Linked DNA regions of Mus musculus: region 2 is linked to region 1. A link is a contact called in ENCODE Hi-C or POLR2A ChIA-PET data. All regions are on one chromosome and are shown on one strand. The core of a region is the stretch at or near the end of the contact, and the rest is flanking DNA. Distances in the headings are between cores, read along the strand shown. Region 1 holds the start of Ppm1d (protein phosphatase 1D magnesium-dependent, delta isoform). Region 2 holds the start of Bcas3 (breast carcinoma amplified sequence 3).

What was found. Hi-C counts contacts between places; a loop is a spot of excess contacts on that map. ChIA-PET counts read pairs that join two places held with the same protein, here RNA polymerase II (POLR2A).
Region 2: a loop to region 1 is called in a map of heart, with 7 times the contacts of the local background. The contact joins the promoter of Bcas3 here to the promoter of Ppm1d in region 1. A Hi-C loop is called at or near these places in 13 of 37 maps with a recorded cell type or tissue (CH12.LX, T-helper 17 cell, T-helper 2 cell and 3 more). POLR2A ChIA-PET finds 5 or more read pairs at or near these places in 4 of 5 experiments (Patski and embryonic stem cell).

What each region holds. Positions count from the first base shown.
Region 1 is chr11:85,309,383-85,313,088 of GRCm38, forward strand. Ppm1d (protein phosphatase 1D magnesium-dependent, delta isoform) reads left to right here and starts at 1,872. Exons shown (of 6, transcript NM_016910.3): 1 at 1,872-2,541. The coding sequence starts at 2,091.
Region 2 is chr11:85,351,576-85,355,281 of GRCm38, forward strand. It overlaps Bcas3 (breast carcinoma amplified sequence 3), which reads left to right and starts at 1,589. Exons shown (of 24, transcript NM_001166643.1): 1 at 1,589-1,658; 2 at 3,313-3,400. The coding sequence starts at 3,318.

The DNA.
Region 1 (3,706 bases), core at 622-3,121:
GGATGCTCACAGTCAGCTAATGGATGGATCACAGGGCTCCCAATGGAGGAGCTAGAGAAAGTACCCAAGGAGCTAAAGGGATCTGCAACCCTATAGGTGGAACAACATTATGAACTAACCAGTACCCCAGAGCTCTTGACTCTAGCTGCATATGTATCAAAAGATGGCATAGTCGGCCATCACTGGAAAGAGAGGCCCATTGGACACGCAAACTTTATATGCCCCAGTACAGGGGAACGCCAGGGCCAAAAAGGGGGAGTGGGTGCGTAGGGGAGTGGGGGTGGGTGGGTAGGGGGACTTTTGGTATAGCATTGGAAATGTAAATGAGCTAAATACCTAATAAAAAATGGGGAAAAAAAACTGTTAAAGGGACCGGGGAGATAGATGGTGGTTGGAAGCACTGGCTGGATTTCCAGAGGACCCAGGTTCAATTTTCAGCACCTACAAGGCAGCTCACAACTGTATGTAACTTCTGTTCCAGGAAATCTGACTCCCTCACACATACAGGCAAAACACCAATGTACATAAAAAAAAAGTAATTAAAAAAAGTTAAGGCCCAGTTATTTCAGAATGCTGTTTTAGGGGAGTGGAGAGATGGCTCAGTGGTTAAGAGCCTGCACTGCTTTTTGGTTTGGAGCGCCTATCTGGCTCACAACCACCTGTAACTCCAGTTGTAGGCGGAGGGTTGGGACTCCACACAACATCCACAGAGATACACACATAATGAAAATGAAATAAATATTTAATGACAATTTTAAAAGGAATTGTCTTGGGAGGTATAGAAACTGTTGTTGAAAGGCAGGCCAGCATAAAGCCTTTCCTTGTTGTTTGCATTTCCCATGCTGCTGTAAATAAGTTTCCATTACGCTTTTTGTGAAATCTCAAAGGCTGTACAGAAAATAATAAAGGAACACGTTGACTCCCTCAAAAGAATATGGTGCTAAGAAAATATTAAGTTGATCACTCGAGAACTTATTTCAATTTCGTGGAAATCAGTCTAAAAGCATTCATTTTGTTGTTGGGACTGTCAACTTCTGTGAACGGAGGGAAATAACCGTGTCTTTAGGGCATGGAGATCCTGTTGTATGCTCCTTTTCCAAACGGTAACTTAGATTCTGCAGTAATAGCTGTATTCAAGACGAGTCCGAAAAAGTATTAACGACGCTGAAAAGAGGAAGAAATATGCAAAATACTTAAAAAAAAAAAAGGGCTGTAAAGTGTTAGGAATTAAACTCGCCGACAGGTCTCCGACCTAACGTTATCGCGGAAAACAGGGCTGTGCAACTGGCGGTGGAAAATTCCAAGTCTTCTTAAGTAAACCCGACTGCTTCCCTTAACTCCCAGCCGGACAAGTCCCACCCAAGCCAGTTCACGCGTGCTACGCTGGTCTAGCGCACGGACCAACGACTTTGCAGGGCATTTTCGCGCCATTTCGCTTGAAATAAGTGGAAGGTCAAGTCTACCTTTGACCTCTGCAAATTTTCCACAATCGCGGGAGGCAAAACTGGCTCTGCAAAAGGACCAAAGGGGAAAAGCCAGAAGTCTCACGTTAGGGATTTAAGGGGAAAAAAAGATGACAGGTTGAGGCTTCAGCCGCTTAGTAACAGCGGAAAACCCCCAGGGTACAGAAGCCCTAGGCTGGAGAAAACAAACCGGGCAAGGAGCGCGCTCCCCCGGTCGGCGGGCCGAGCGAGATCAGCGGTTGCAGAGAGATGCGGGGGTGGAAGGAGGGCGGGGGCGAGCTTGCTCTTCTTGACTCCTGATTGGTCTGTCTCAGCGAGCCGAGTGACGTCATCAGGAGAAAGGGGGGGAAAGAACGTCTGATTTGTATGGTGGGCGCGGGCGGGCGGGGAGCGAGTTCAGTGCGCAGGCGCAGCTGCTCGGCTCCTCTCGCCCGCGACTCGACCGGCCCAGCTCTCGCGGACAAGTCCCGACATCACGCGCCCCCCCCCACCGCCGCGGGGACCGCCTCCTCTTCACTCTCGGCTTCGTCGAAGATAAACAATAGTTGGCCGGCGAGCGGCGAGTGTGTCTCCCGCCTCGGAATTCGGCGGGCTGCGTGGGAACGGCGGGATCCCGGGCAGCCGGCCATGGCGGGGCTGTACTCGCTGGGAGTGAGCGTCTTCTCGGACCAGGGCGGGAGGAAGTACATGGAGGACGTAACTCAGATCGTGGTGGAGCCCGAGCCGGCTGCGGAGGACAAGCCGGCGCCGGTACCGCGGCGGGCGCTCGGGTTGCCGGCGACCCCCACTCTCGCCGGCGTCGGGCCATCGGAAAAAGGCCCGGCGGCGGCCCGCGACCCTGCCCCGGACGCCGCGGCCTCGCTACCCGCTGGCCGCTGCTGTCGCCGCCGCTCTTCGGTGGCCTTCTTTGCAGTGTGCGACGGGCACGGCGGTCGGGAGGCGGCACAGTTTGCCCGGGAGCACTTGTGGGGTTTCATCAAGAAGCAGAAAGGCTTCACCTCGTCCGAGCCCGCCAAGGTGTGCGCTGCCATCCGCAAAGGTTTCCTCGCCTGTCACCTCGCCATGTGGAAGAAACTGGGTAAGTTCCCCGCCCGCCTCTTTTTTTCTTTTCTCCCCTTATCCCCCTGGGCTTTTTATAGCATCAGCACCGCGTGGGCCTCCCCGGTACCAAGAGCGCTATCCATCAAGCGACGCTGTCCAACAAGGGATGCGAGTGAAGACTGTCATGGTTGGAGTTCTAGGCACACCGAGTGGCCTCGGAAACGCTAGGATGGCTTGTCTCCCAGCAACCGCTCCTTGCATTATCTCCTCCCTCCTACGATCAGGGGGCAACAGTCTCCCCTCTCCCTTCGCTAATTCACTTTGGTAGCAGCACGCTCAGAAGTGTTTGAATGCCGGCGCCAGATTGTAACCGAGGGATAAATTTAAGAAACGTTTCTACACGGGCTAGGTGAAAGAAGCAGGAGGTGGCAAGAATTGGAGCGTTCCCTTAGCATCTGTCATAATTTTGTTCTTGTTGGGCTTGTTCCTCTTGGTTGCCTCCTACCGGTGGTGTCACTTCTTCAGATTGACCTGAATGGCTCTGGCTCGATGTAAGTCAATTTAGAAGGGCTGAAGTGTAACATAGGCAACTTACTTTTGTGATAGTGTTTTGGGGTAATCCCTTGAATTGTTTATGAGAAAGGTGTGCAACGTGTTAAATATTAAATTGGCTCCATGTTAGGGGCATGTGTTAACTTCTTGGTGTGTGTGTGTGGGATACTTAGAATTGCATTCAGTTTTCCAAAAGTTCATACTGAAAAGCACTCATGTCACTACTCATCAAAGTAGTTTTTGGTAACAGGTATTTTAATTCCTAAAAGTTAAGTGTGATTGTAGTCCCATCTAAATTTTGAATCTCTCTGAGACAGACAGTACTTCTGTAGATAACAGAAATGCCCGAGGGTTATATGGCTGCTTATTTTGCCCTGGGTATATGGTGCATATTTTTGTTACAGAAAAGAATTTATGTTCCTGCCACTAAAAACCCTTCGTTTATAGTGGTGTAAGAAAGTCACTCTATTTTCATTAAAGAGACAGAGACTCAGTGCTGTTACAGATTTGTAAAATACACAGTATTTTTAGAAAGGCATTGTCATACAGTATAGGCTAGCTGGTTTCAAATCTGTTTTCCATCTGTTGGGCCTTTTGCCAAGTATTTGATTGACTTGAAGACCAGCCACTGAGGGTTTTGGAGGCAGGTC
Region 2 (3,706 bases), core at 339-2,838, 42 kb after region 1:
AGTAAGCCAGTAAGCAGTACTTTTTCTAGGCCTTTTTACAGCTCCTGTCTCAAGGTTTCTGCCTGGTTTAAATTTCTGTCTTGGCTTCCCTCAGTGGACTTAGGATCTGTATGTCAAATAAAGCCTTTCTTCAACAAGTTTTTTGTTTGTTTATTTTTTCGAGACAGGGTTTCTCTGTGTAGCTCTGGCTGTCCTGGAACTCACTCTGTAGACCAGGCTGGCCTCGAACTCAGAAATCTGCCTTCCTCTGCCTCCCAAGTGCTCGGAGTTCGGAGTGCCCCACCATTGCCCAGCCAGCGAGTTTCTTTTGGTCTTGGTGTTTCGTCACAGCAATAGAAACCCTAACTAAGACATATGGCCATGGAAATGAGTTTTTTTGGCCTTGACCACGACCTCCAGCTAACTCTTGACACTGATGACATGCCTAAAAAGTCTACTTTAACCTGTATGATAGGCAAAGGTACTTTTACGAATTCCTTGTTGGTCATACCTAGCCGCCTAGTCCACATCTAGGCAGGAGCATCATGTCCAAATTCCAGGCCCGTTTATTATTTTTAAAAGAATTATATCTTATTAAAAAAGATTTTTTGGAAGGGACAGTGTTTTCAAACTTGGTGGCACTGGACTGGCTTAGAACTTGTTATGTACACCAGTGCTGGGAATATAGGGAATATAGTGCATGTGTTACTGGAATCCCATAAAAAGAGATTTTGGTACAGGTTACTAGGTGCTCAGGGGAAAGATATATGGGAAAGCTAGGAGTGTGATTGTGGGTTTCTTTAAGCAAGAGCTCCCGGCCTACGACTACTTGAGACTCCATGAACCCTTAAGACGTATCCAATGCCATCTTGCAAAGCCCCAGGTAGTCTTCTTAGACTCTCTATGGATCCCTATATTGTGCAACAAGTTCCCCCTTCCAAAGTCTGGGGCCTCTCCATTTCCAGATGTTCACGAACATCCATTCCTATGACAGTAACCATTAAGGACTCCAACAAAATTTCTTACAGGCCCCCTTATTCAGAGCAAGACGTACTCAGCAGGGGACTGAACACGGACTGCCAGCCTAGACTCCCGGAAGGTAAACACAGCGCCGCGGGCGGGGTGGAGGGCGGGCTCGGGCAGCCTGAGTGGTCAGGTAAAAGTGATTGGCAGCTGCCACGTCCACGTGCTTTTAGCTTCAAATCAGCTGTCGCGAGAATTCGATGTAAACACACCAGTATACCTGGCTTCGGGCTCCTCGCTGGAGACTTCTGGCTGAGGTCCGCAGGTATTTGGTGCATGTAGCGTTTCCTTAAAACAGAAAATCCACCAAGGTGCCTCTTCCAGGCCCGCAGACACGCCTGCCTTTTCTCCCCTGCCGCCTGCATTCACAACCGAACCTGACCCACCCGCTTCACCCGAACTTCCATACTGTTGTGTTTTCCCTCCAGCCCCAGCGGATTGGATGGATTCTGAAGGCGGGTCCGCCTCTTTCCTACTCGCTGGTTGGCGAAGCTGACCTCCAAGGGCGGTGCCGCGCCGGGGCCAGTTTGCTCCTGGGATTGGCTGATGCGGTGGTTCCGCCGAGGCGTGGTAGGAAGTGCTAGCCGTCAATCACGAGGGAGACTCCAAACAGTGAGCCTGAAGCTGGAGAACAGCGTTTACCGGCGGAGCGGCCGGTGAGAGGGCTGGCGGGTCTTTGGCTTAGGGGAGGTTTGGAGAGGGAAAGGGACAGGCAGCATGAGGAAACAGGGCTTGACCAGCCCCAGTTGACGGGGAAAGGTGCTGAAACTGGAGGAGAGCTGGGCAAGAGGCCAGAGGGCGGCCGGGGGCAGTGGTGGTAGGGCTTTGGAGGTGAAGTGTGGAGTGTTGTTCCCGTGACTTTGGGGAGAGTGGGGCCCGAGGGGCTTTCGAGGAGCTGTTCTCAAGTGACAAGGCCTTTAAAGGACAGAGGTGGGGAGACTGGTTCGGGTAATAGAGGGTGGAATGAAGATGAGAGTACTGAGGGGTCTGGTGAAAGGTACTGCCTAAGAAAGGGGTAGCTGGACTAGTTGGGACAATGGGTTGTTTGGGTTGTATAGGAATGTGGGGATCAACAGTTTGGGGTTTTTCAAATGAGGTGGTACAGTGAACCCTTCTTAAAAGTGATGCTTTTAGGCTGTGGGCTTTCCTGAGCCTTGTAAGACATCTTTAGTTCTGTTGCCAGTCCCCCTTTAACCATAATGAAGCAGACTCTGTACTCTCCAAACCACCTCTATGATTCAGAAACTCATTAGATAGTCAAGGTCTGGGACTTACTTAGACTGTGGGAAAATCCAGAGGCTCCTTATATTATACGAGTTTATATTCCAAATTTGTTTACACGCTGGTGATTACGTTACAATAGCTGGAGGTTAAAATATTATTTAAATGTGGCTACACAGTTTTATCTGTCCTCAACAGATTTATCTGAAGGCAGAGTGGTATCCTGTTACGTGTATTTGTTCTGAGGCTCACATGGGCCATCTGGTCTTTATATGGCTGTGCCCTTAAGGTTGACTTTGAACTCCTGATCCTCCTGCCTCTGCCTCTCAGGCATGCATATGCATCACCACCTGTGACCAGCTTTTTAAATTATTATTATTATTATTATTATTATTATATTTTTAAAAATAAAATACTAAGAATCTCAGGCTTACATTGCCCTTGAACTCAAGGCAATTTCCTTGCCTCAGCCTCCTGGGAACTGGAACTGCTGGTATGTTATGTCCCACTGAGCTTTATATTTGCATTTCTTTATTTTTCTTTTTTTAAAGATTTATTTATTTTTATATATGTAAGTACACTGTCGCTGTCTTCAGATATACCAGAAGAGCGCTTCATAACCCATTACAGATGGTTGTGAGCCACCATGTGGTTGCTGGGAATTGAACTCAGGACCTGTGGAAGAGCAGTCAGTGCTCTTAACCCCTGAACCATCTCTTCAGCCCTATATTTGTTTTTCTAAGTGATCCTGTGTTATATAGTTCCCATTTAGTTCTCTGTCTCTTTTCCTCCTAGTTATAAATTATAGGAAGATTCTGCCAAAGACTGAACTGTCTTGACTTTCAGATACTGCATAGTTCAAGGTCAGCCTCAATTCCTGGGTAAGACCCTATCTTAAAAAAAGAAAAGTAACTTCCTGGGTGTGGTGGGTACACACCTATAATCCTATCAGTTGGGCTGGCAGGTCTCTGAGAGATCTAGGCCACAAGTTTCTGGGAAAATTCATGGTTTGTCACAGTTTGGCAAAGGGATATTTAATGAATAATCGTACACCTCTCCTTCTGACACTTTTCTTTTCTCTGGAAACAGGTCTCATGAATGAAACAATGGCTACAGATTCTCCTCGGAGACCCAGTCGTTGTACTGGCGGAGTCGTGGTCCGCCCTCAGGCCGTCACGTAAGCTGAAGAAAGCAGTATTCTAGAAAACAGTTCCCACTCAGAATATCTGTTTGAGCTGGGTGGTAGTAGCACATGTCTTTAGTCCCAGCACTTCGGAGCCAGAAGCAGATCTCTGAGTTTGAGGCCTGCTTGGTCTACAAAACAAGTTCTAGGCCCGCTGGGACTACATAAAGAAACCCTGTCTGAAAACAAGCAGACTCTCCTCCAAAACTCCCAGAGTGTCCATTCGGATAGTGGTTGCTTCTGTAAACACTTTGCACTTTTTGTGTATTTGGAAGGCTATAGTAGTAGTAACAAGGCTTC